Regions from separate parts of the Homo sapiens genome. Here region 1 is linked to region 2. The links are chromatin loops, found by intact Hi-C in ENCODE. Cell type or tissue: A673. All regions are shown on one strand. Links, peaks and the distances in the headings refer to the core of each region. The heading gives the core; the rest is flanking DNA.

Region 1 (4,397 bases), core at 167-4,166, 83 kb after region 2:
TAGGCAATTAACGAGATATAGTCAATGATGACTCATACACACGACCTCCCAGAATCCCAAAAGGAATTCAATTACAATATTGATCACAAGTTAAACACCTAAAAACTAACCTATTTACATTAAGAAACTTTATGGTGAAAAACTTGCTGCAAACACAGTGTATTAGGCTAAGTATTTTACTAACTCAGACTTGGAATGACATAAGGAACATTATACACATCAGGAAAATTATTCACAGAAAATTGGGACAAAATGTCTATAGTTAAATTGGATACATCCAAAGCATCAGGATTCAGGGCAATGTATATTAAATCTACTTGAATTAAGAGGAGGAGACTCAATGGCATAAGACACAATGGCAATTACACAGAAAGATAAGACATAATCTACATATAACTGCCTTAGAAAGACCACTATTTATTGATGGTTATTTTATACAAAAAGAATTAATATTCCAATGATCAAACACTATATACTCTACCTGTCAGGACAAAGTTCCTAAACTAGATTACTCAACTATCAGCATCACGAAAATCCCCACAATGACTCTAGACTTATGAAACTTCAATTAGATAATAAGCTTAGAGAGGAACAACACACTGACCTATTATAACTGTGAACCCTGAATATCTGAGACAGGTCTCAGTTAATTTAGAAAGTTTATTTTGCCAAGGCTGAGCACACATGCCTGTGACACAGCCTCAGGAGGTCCTGATGACATGTCCCCAAGGTGGTCAGAGCACAGTTTGGTTTTATATATTTTAGGGGGACATGCAACATCAATCAACATATGTAAGATGAACATTGGTTCAGTCTGGAAAAGGCGGGACAACTCGAAGCAAAGGCTGGACAACTCGAAGCAGGGAGGAGACTTCCAGGTCATAGGTAGATAAGAGACAAATAAATGGTTGCATTCTTTTGAGTTTCTGATGAGCCTCTCTAAAGAAGGCAATCAGATATGCATTTACCAGGGTTATTCCTTGCTGAGAAAATAATTCAGCGATATTTCTCCTATTCACTTTCTGAAAGAAGAGAAATATGACTCTGTTCTGCCCGGCCTCACAGGCAGTCAGACTTTATGGTTATCTTCCTTGTTCCCTGAAAATCGCTGTTATCCTGTTCTTTTCAAGGTGCCCAGATTTCATATTGTTCAAACACACGTGCTTTTCAAACAATGTGTGCAGATAACGCAATCATCACAGGGTCCTGAGGTGACATACATCTTCAGCTTACAAAGATGACAGGATTAAGAGATTAAAGTAAAGACAGGCATAGGAAATTATAAGATTATTGATTGGAGAAGTAATAAATGTCCATGAAATCTTCACAATTTATGTTCAGAGATTGCAGTAAAGACAGGCATAAGAAATTATAAAAGTATTAATTTGGGGAACCAATAAATATCCATGAAATCTTCACAATTTACGTTCTTCTGCCGTGGCTTCAGCCAGTCCCTCCGTTTGGGGTCCCTGACTTCCTGCAACATCCATCTGCTGAGAACTTCCACTCAATAAAACATTGCATTCATTCTCCAAACCCACATGTGATCTGATTCTTCCAGTACACCAAGGCAAGAAATCCTGGCATACAGAAAGCCCTCTGTCCTCGCGATAAGGTAGGGAGTCTAATTGAGCTAACACAAGCTGCCTACAGATGGCTAAACTAAAAGAGCACCTTGTAACACACTCCCACTGGGGCTTCAGGAGCTGTAAGCATTCACCCCTAGACACTGCCTTGGGGTCAGAGCCCCACAACATGCCTGTCTGCATGCTCCCCCTAGAGGTTTGAGCAGCAGGCACTGAAGAAGCAAGCCACACCCACATCACATGCCCTGTGAGGGGATAAGGGAACTTTTCCTCTTTCACAAGGAAGCTCTAAGGAACTTCAACAAGTTCATGACACATTCCAAACAGAATTAGCACAATTAAAACACACCACTGAGGTAGTAACACATGGACTAGCAATACTAAACACAAATAAAATAGCATTCAAACTAGATGGCTTACACAGAAGATGCATCTTCTTCCAAATGATTAAGAAGACTTTTAGCCATACCCCTTATGAAGGCTCATGGTCAGACTGGAACCCAATCAATATATTAAAAACTGGACTCTGGAATTGGTCTAAATATATCTGTGAACATTTACAGAACGTTGTCATCTTCATTGTAAACATCCTCTTTGCTTACCATATACTTAAGATCTGCGTTTTCAGCCTTTGTAACACAAAATTGTAAACAAGTTACCAAGAGGAAATTAATTCCCATGGTGACTTGTCATTTTTTATTTTTGTAACCCCTTCCTCAAACATTGTTTGCATTATGATTACTAAAATCTTGGAGTAGATTGTATAGAGCACCCTTGACATAACTAACACCATCTTAGAAAAATACTCCATTTTATATTTCATAGGGCACTTTGCCAACAATAATAGCATGTTTTGTTTAATAAACAAATAAAACATGAAGACTGCATCCAACCAGATAAGGACACAAACAAGCACTCTTCCACGATCAGCTCTTACCAGAGGACCCTGTGACTATAAAAGATTAGGCCTTCAGCAGTTTCAAACATCTGTCTTAACTGACACCTTCTTGCAATCAATCATGACAAGAACTTGGCATTTGCTGCCAAAGGCTCTGCCACGTCAAAGACTTCCTTGCAAGACCCATGGACCACTCAGCCCAGACCAGGACTCTTTTTGTCTTCTTCACCCCCCCTGGACTGGTTCCTTAACCCTTTGTCCTCTTTTTCCTCTCAATGAAAAAGTTTTACTTTGATGAAAAGTGTTACTTTGTTGTGGAATGTTTAACTTATAACACTTATAAATTGATTTAGCATACTGTTATGTATGGTTTGCAATACTGACTGACTTGTGGAGTGGCTTGAGTTTGTGTGCCTGCTGCTCTAACTACCAGGTGAACGATAAGTGCTAAGGAGAACTGCCTCCTTAGGAACTCCGTGTAGCTTGTGGCTTTTACGACTGAATTAGCATCAATAAAAGCCTGATATTGTGGAAAGGCACAAGCACATGTGGACCTGGTTATGTCCAACTTGTCACCATTCATGGCAGCTGTGGTGCACCAGTCTGTCCCACCCTCTCTCCCAGTTCCCCACTAAAGACTCCGGAATCCATCCTCTGTGTGCGGTTTCATAGCCTCAAAGGCTCAGATGCCTCAAATAATGTCCTCCTCCAAAACTCACCTCATCTTCTGCTGACCTTCCTCCCCTCCATGACCCACTTTCCTCCCCTGTCCCACAACGACAAGGCTGGCGGCAGAATAGCCACCTCTTAAAAGAACAATGACCTCCAGGCCCTTCCCGCTGTGAAGCCACCTACCACACTGCCTGACCTGCCCAAAGCCTGCTAACTCCACCTGACACTTCACTGACACTTAAACTCCTGGGAGGACTGACCTATGGACCTATCAGCTGTGTCTCAGTCATCCAGAAAGAGTCCAGACGGTAGGAATGTAACCAGCACCCGCGCAGCTTGGCGGCATTCACCACGCAGTGCGAAGGGGCAGACGGGAAGACACCCAGCAAACATGTGCACTGAGGCCGGCTCTTGCCTCTTAGACTGCAGTGCCCCGCCCCATCCTACTCCACCCTGCCCCTTCCCAGGTCCCCACTAAAAACTCCAGAATCAGTTATCTGTGGGCAGTTTCATATGCCTCCAGGACTCAAATACTTCAGATAGTGTCTCCTTTCACAACTCACCCTTTTCTGAGCTGATCCACCTCCCCTCTATGGCCCACCTTCCTACCCTGTCCAGGGGGCGCCACAACAGCAAGACCATAGCGGCATCGTAGAATAAATACATTAAGACCTGTTTCCTTTTTTTGGTTACGTTCTTTTACATTTAAATCTCCTGACTGGTAACTGATTTCCCTGAATATGCCTGTGGTCACAGTGCATGGTTCAGAAATATCCATAGATACTGGACCTAGGATTTAGGCTCAGTCTACTCTGACATGAAGTACAGCAGTGGTGACTATACTCATCATATGCTGTACTCCCCAAATATCAGCCAAATAACTTGTTGATAAGCAAAGCTAACTTTATTGCATAAGGCTGTAAGGAAGAGTACTTCCTGAACAGGGTCTTAGCAGAGTCTCAGAGGTAGAAGGATTTGGGGGACACTTATTCATATTTTGAAATCTGGCATAAAGCAGGTCTTTCAATGTAGGGGAAGGATGTGATTGGGTGGGAATAGTGATATGCTGGTTTTAGGTTTGGTGGACACAGCAAGTCAAGGATTTTAAGGCAAGTGGTTCAAAGAGTCTTGAGGTTGTAAAATGCCATTTGGCACTTTTTACTGAACAGTGGATAGGCCTTTTATGCAGTTCCTAGAATCAATAATAAAGTTATGTTCAACTTTTATCTTCGCAGGCAAGA
Region 2 (4,397 bases), core at 86-4,085:
AAAATTAAAAATCAATATCACTTAATATAGCACCAAAAACCCCATGAAATATTTAGTGGTAAAATTTAACAAAATGTGTGCAAGACCTGACTGAAAAGCATTGCTGAGAAATATTAATGCAAGCTGAAATAAATGAAGAGACATACCATGTTAATGGATTGCAAGACTGAAGATTATCAATATATAAGTTTCTCTCAAATAATCTATACATTCAATGTAAACCCAATCAAAATCCTTGCAGCCTTTTGTTTCTATAATAGAAATTGGCAAGCTGACTTTAAAATTTATATGGAAAAGAAAAGGGAATATAATAGCCTAACAATTTTATAAAAGACAAAGAATATTGGAAGACTCTTATTACCTGATTTCAAGATGTGTATGGTAACTATGGTAATCAGGACAGTGTGATATTGGACAGTGTGAGATGGTCTCCTCTCTTCTCCTTTCAGTTGTCCTTCTCCTGATCTCATCTGTGATCCCACAACAAACAGCTGTCCCTAGCAGACTGACAACCTAGCCTGGGCCTTTTCTCCTGTGCCCCAGCCTGGGGCTGCCCTTGCCTAGGAGAAGGACACTAGTCTCAGGATACCAGAGTTATGACTACCACAGAACCATCCTGAGCATCAATGTCCCATGGCAGTGGTTGACCTTTGAAATGAAGCTTCACTGCACACCCCAGCTGGCCCTGAACCACTTTTTTTTTAATCACAGAAAGCAACACAGAGGAGGAAGGTGCCCACAATCCTTTCTCGGGAATATTGTGTCCTGCTCCATGGTGCTGTGTTATTTCCTTTGTACCGACTGCAACATTCCTATCCTTTTGATGTAAATAAGAGTTTTGAGGGTACTTCTTATGAATTCTAAAGTGGTGGCCAGAATATCATTGCCCACTTTGGGGCATTTTGGAGGGCAGCTTTGATTGTTGGAATGATTGGCGGAGTCTACTGGCATTTGGGGACTGAGTGTTACAGTGAGGCAAATGACTTTTTCCAGAGTCTTAAATAAACTGGATTTTCCATACATGTCACTCCCTGTAAACTGAGAGAGGCTTGTAAATGGTACTTCATCTGGGAACTTACAAAGACTAATTGACTGCTTTGGCAATCACATCACTGCAGAGCATTCCATTCTTGGACTCCACTCTCACACAACATACCAGTATCAGTTTGCTTTGTAGCTCCACATGCCTTGGGGAAACAATGAGGGGAATCCAACTTACCTACCAAAGGGATTGTTTCCAGGATAAGCTGTTAATTGATGGGGAAAATCAAGTGGAAGATGTTGATAGTGTGATCTCTCATGAGTTGGTGAACACACCAGCTATGCCTGTTGCTGTTATTTCACTGAACTTCTCTTTCCAAGTGTATCTCCCTCACCAGGTTTTCAGGTCATTCCTGGAAGGTTGGAATCGTATCCAGTAGATCGCTGTGTCTTCCGGATAGAACAGAGTACATGACAGGCAGAAGGAGAGCAGAGAACCCTTGTGGAATTGTAGTGATTTCTAATGGTTGGATGGCCAAACCCTGCATCACAGTGATGAGCCACACGGATGTCAGTCTGTAGAGGGTGGGAGGGGAACACCACAGCACTCTGCCTTAGAACCCATGCAGCAGAGTGAGACCAACCTGCAGTACTGATCTCTGTTATGCCCTTTAAGGGTCCCAGATGTAAGCACCCTATTGGTTCGGGCTCCTCCGTGTGTGTGTGTGTGTGTGTGTGTGTGTGTGTGTGTGTGTGTGTAGAAAGAGAGAGAGAGAAAGACAAAGAGAGAGAGAGAGATTGTTGAAATTGATGTTGAGGAACTGGCTCATGCAACTGTGGGGGCTGGCAAATCCAAATTATGTAGGGCAGGACATCATTCTGGAGACCCATGTAAGATAGCTCAAATTCACAGACAGTCTGCAGGCAGAATATTTTCTTCACTGGGGGAAACCCAGTCTTTTTTCTCTTTAAGGCCTTGAAGTTATTGGATGAGGCCAACCCACATCATGGAGTGTAATTTGCTTTACTCAAAGTCTACTGATTTTAATGTTAGTCTCATTTAAAATTACCTGCACAGAGATACCTAGTCTGGTGTTTGAACAAATACCTGTGTACTCTGGCCCAGTCAAGTTGACAAATCAAGTTTACCATCACAGCCAATTAATACAAATCCCAGTAACCATGAAGGTTTATCTTAGAAAGGCAGCTGACTTCCTACTTAAATTTTTGCATTAACCTTTTTTGCCCAACCCAAGCCACCAATTCAGGCTCAGCATAGCTCTGGCCAGTAAGCTGAAGCTGATGTGAAGGCCTTTCATAGCTAAGTCAGTATCAGGATAGTTAGGGGGCACATGCAAGTACATGATTATATCCCTGGAAACCTAACATTTACCATTTTAAGTGCACCCTCAGCAGGACATACATTAGTCAGGCAGGAACTTGCAAAGGCCCCCAGGGTGGCCTCCCACTGTGGGACCTTTCCCTCTAGGGTTCCCTGTGCATTCCAAACAAGTCATTTGTGTCCTTGGTTTCAGAGGGACTGACAGAAGGCAGTCAGTCCAGGTTCTGTTAACCATTGACACCAGTTCTTCCTCTTTACAAACCTGGATGACATCTGTAGGTGTTCTGAGTGGGATGTTCAGGAGCTGGGTTGCCCCTGCTGTCCCTTCGCTAGTTGCAGCTCTGTCAGATGTGATTGTGTGCTCAGCAGTCAGTGTGATTTCAATATACTTACAGTAGCTTGGGATGGCTGAATGGGGAGCGTTTTTTCAGGAAAAAGGGAAAGTTTTCAGAAACCATTTTGAAAAACAGAGATCATTAACGTCCCCTCTCTCTGGCTTGACTCTTTCCAGGTGTCAGGTTTCGTGTTTTCTTCATTGTTAGAAAATCAGTGTGTGCCATTCTGTAATCGAAACTTTCCATTTCTTCTATTATCATCGATTCTCCTCTAGACCTTTTGTCTGAAATGGTCATATGCAAGCAGAACAAAATAATTTTCATAGAGGTTTTTTTTTTTTTTTTTTTTTTTTTTTTGAGACAGGGTCTTGCTTCATCACCCAGGCTGGAGTGCTGTGGTACAATCATGGTTCTCTGTAGTCTCTACCTCCTGGGCTCAAGGGATCCTCATGCCTCAGCTCCCAAAGCAGTAGAATTACAGGTATGAGCCACTGTGCCCAGCCCAGAAAAAACAATTTAATAAATAACCAGTAATACTCATGATGTTCTGAAATTGATTGGGATGAAAATTCACATTTTAAAACAAATTTAGATGGGTTTGCATAACTTCTTATCCCTTTTGTCTCTATCATTTATTTAGTGAGCAGGCTGGAAAAGTTCAATGCTTTGCTGGTGACAGCTGTATTGAATGGTCAAAGTGCCTTACCAAAGTGTGTGCACCAGGAGAAAGGTTAGGGAAGCAGAGTCAGGCTATTAGTCCTTTGTTATGTAGGGGCCATGGGCCTTGGCCCTTTAAAGGCTCACTGGAAATCCCTGACATGAGGCAGATTAATAGGAGAAAAGGCATACAAATTTATTTAATATGTATGTATGGGAGCCTTCAGAATTAAGATCCAAAAATATAGGGGACATTGTCCATTTTCATGCTCAGGTTCAACAAAGTATGGACAGCCAGGCAAAAATATGATTGGAAAAAAAGGGTATGATCTAATGCAAATAGATTGAGTGGGGAAACCCAGCAAGACCCGTCTGTCTGGATTCTTCTAGGCCTTTCTGAGCAGCATTCCTTCCTTCTGGGTATGGGGGGCAGGACCCTCTCTGGAATGGGTGTCTTATGACTTATATAGTTGAACAAGGTAGGACAGGTAATTTCTTTATGGCCTGTTTTTTACACAGAAAAACAGAGGGAAAATTAGAATCATATTTTTAGGCTTGATGACTAGCTTGGAGAAAAGGACTTCTGGTTTCTAAGACCCACTTTGGGGAGGAGGGATCCTAGTTTCTATGGCTAGCCTCAAGGGAGAATGGGACTGAGAGATAAGAGGGCAGGATAAGGTCACAGAAAAACTTTTACTTCTGAGGCTGCTTCTGAGGCCTCCATTCTGGGATATTGTTTTCTGAGCCACAACACTTGCAAACTGCAATTAGTCTAGAAAGTGGAACCTGTCCTGACGCAGTGGCTCATTCCTGTAATCCCAGCACTTTGGGAGGCCAAGGCAGGATGATCCCTTGTGGCCAGGAGTTTGAGACCAGCCTGGCCAACATAGTGAGACCCCATGTCTACACACACACACACACACACACACACACACACACACCAGCTGGGCATGGCGGTTTGTGCCTGTAGTCCCAGCTACTTGGGAGGCTGAGGTGGGAGGATCACTTGAGAGGGTGGTGGACACCACAGTGAACTATTATTGCACCACTGCACTCCAGCCTGGGTGACAGAGTGAAGCCCT

What was found. Hi-C counts contacts between places; a loop is a spot of excess contacts. Peaks named below come from ENCODE experiments on the same cell type or tissue, not always from the same donor. Only the 100,000 strongest peaks of a DNase experiment are listed, where the experiment ranks them.
Region 1: a loop joins it to region 2, with 2.3 times the contacts of the local background. A loop is called at or near these places in 2 of 110 quality-filtered maps.

Annotation. Positions count from the first base shown.
Region 1 is chrX:52,268,806-52,273,202 of GRCh38, reverse strand. No RefSeq gene overlaps it. Among named protein-coding and RNA genes, the nearest start is that of MIR8088, 66 kb to the left of the region's middle. In A673, for the core only: CTCF peaks have their summits at 1,785 and 3,776; a DNase peak (open chromatin) is centred at 1,792.
Region 2 is chrX:52,352,073-52,356,469 of GRCh38, reverse strand. LOC124905189 (a long non-coding RNA gene) reads right to left here and starts at 507. Exons shown (of 2, transcript XR_007068240.1): 1 at 362-507. In A673, for the core only: no CTCF peak of the experiment used is centred there; a DNase peak (open chromatin) is centred at 2,419.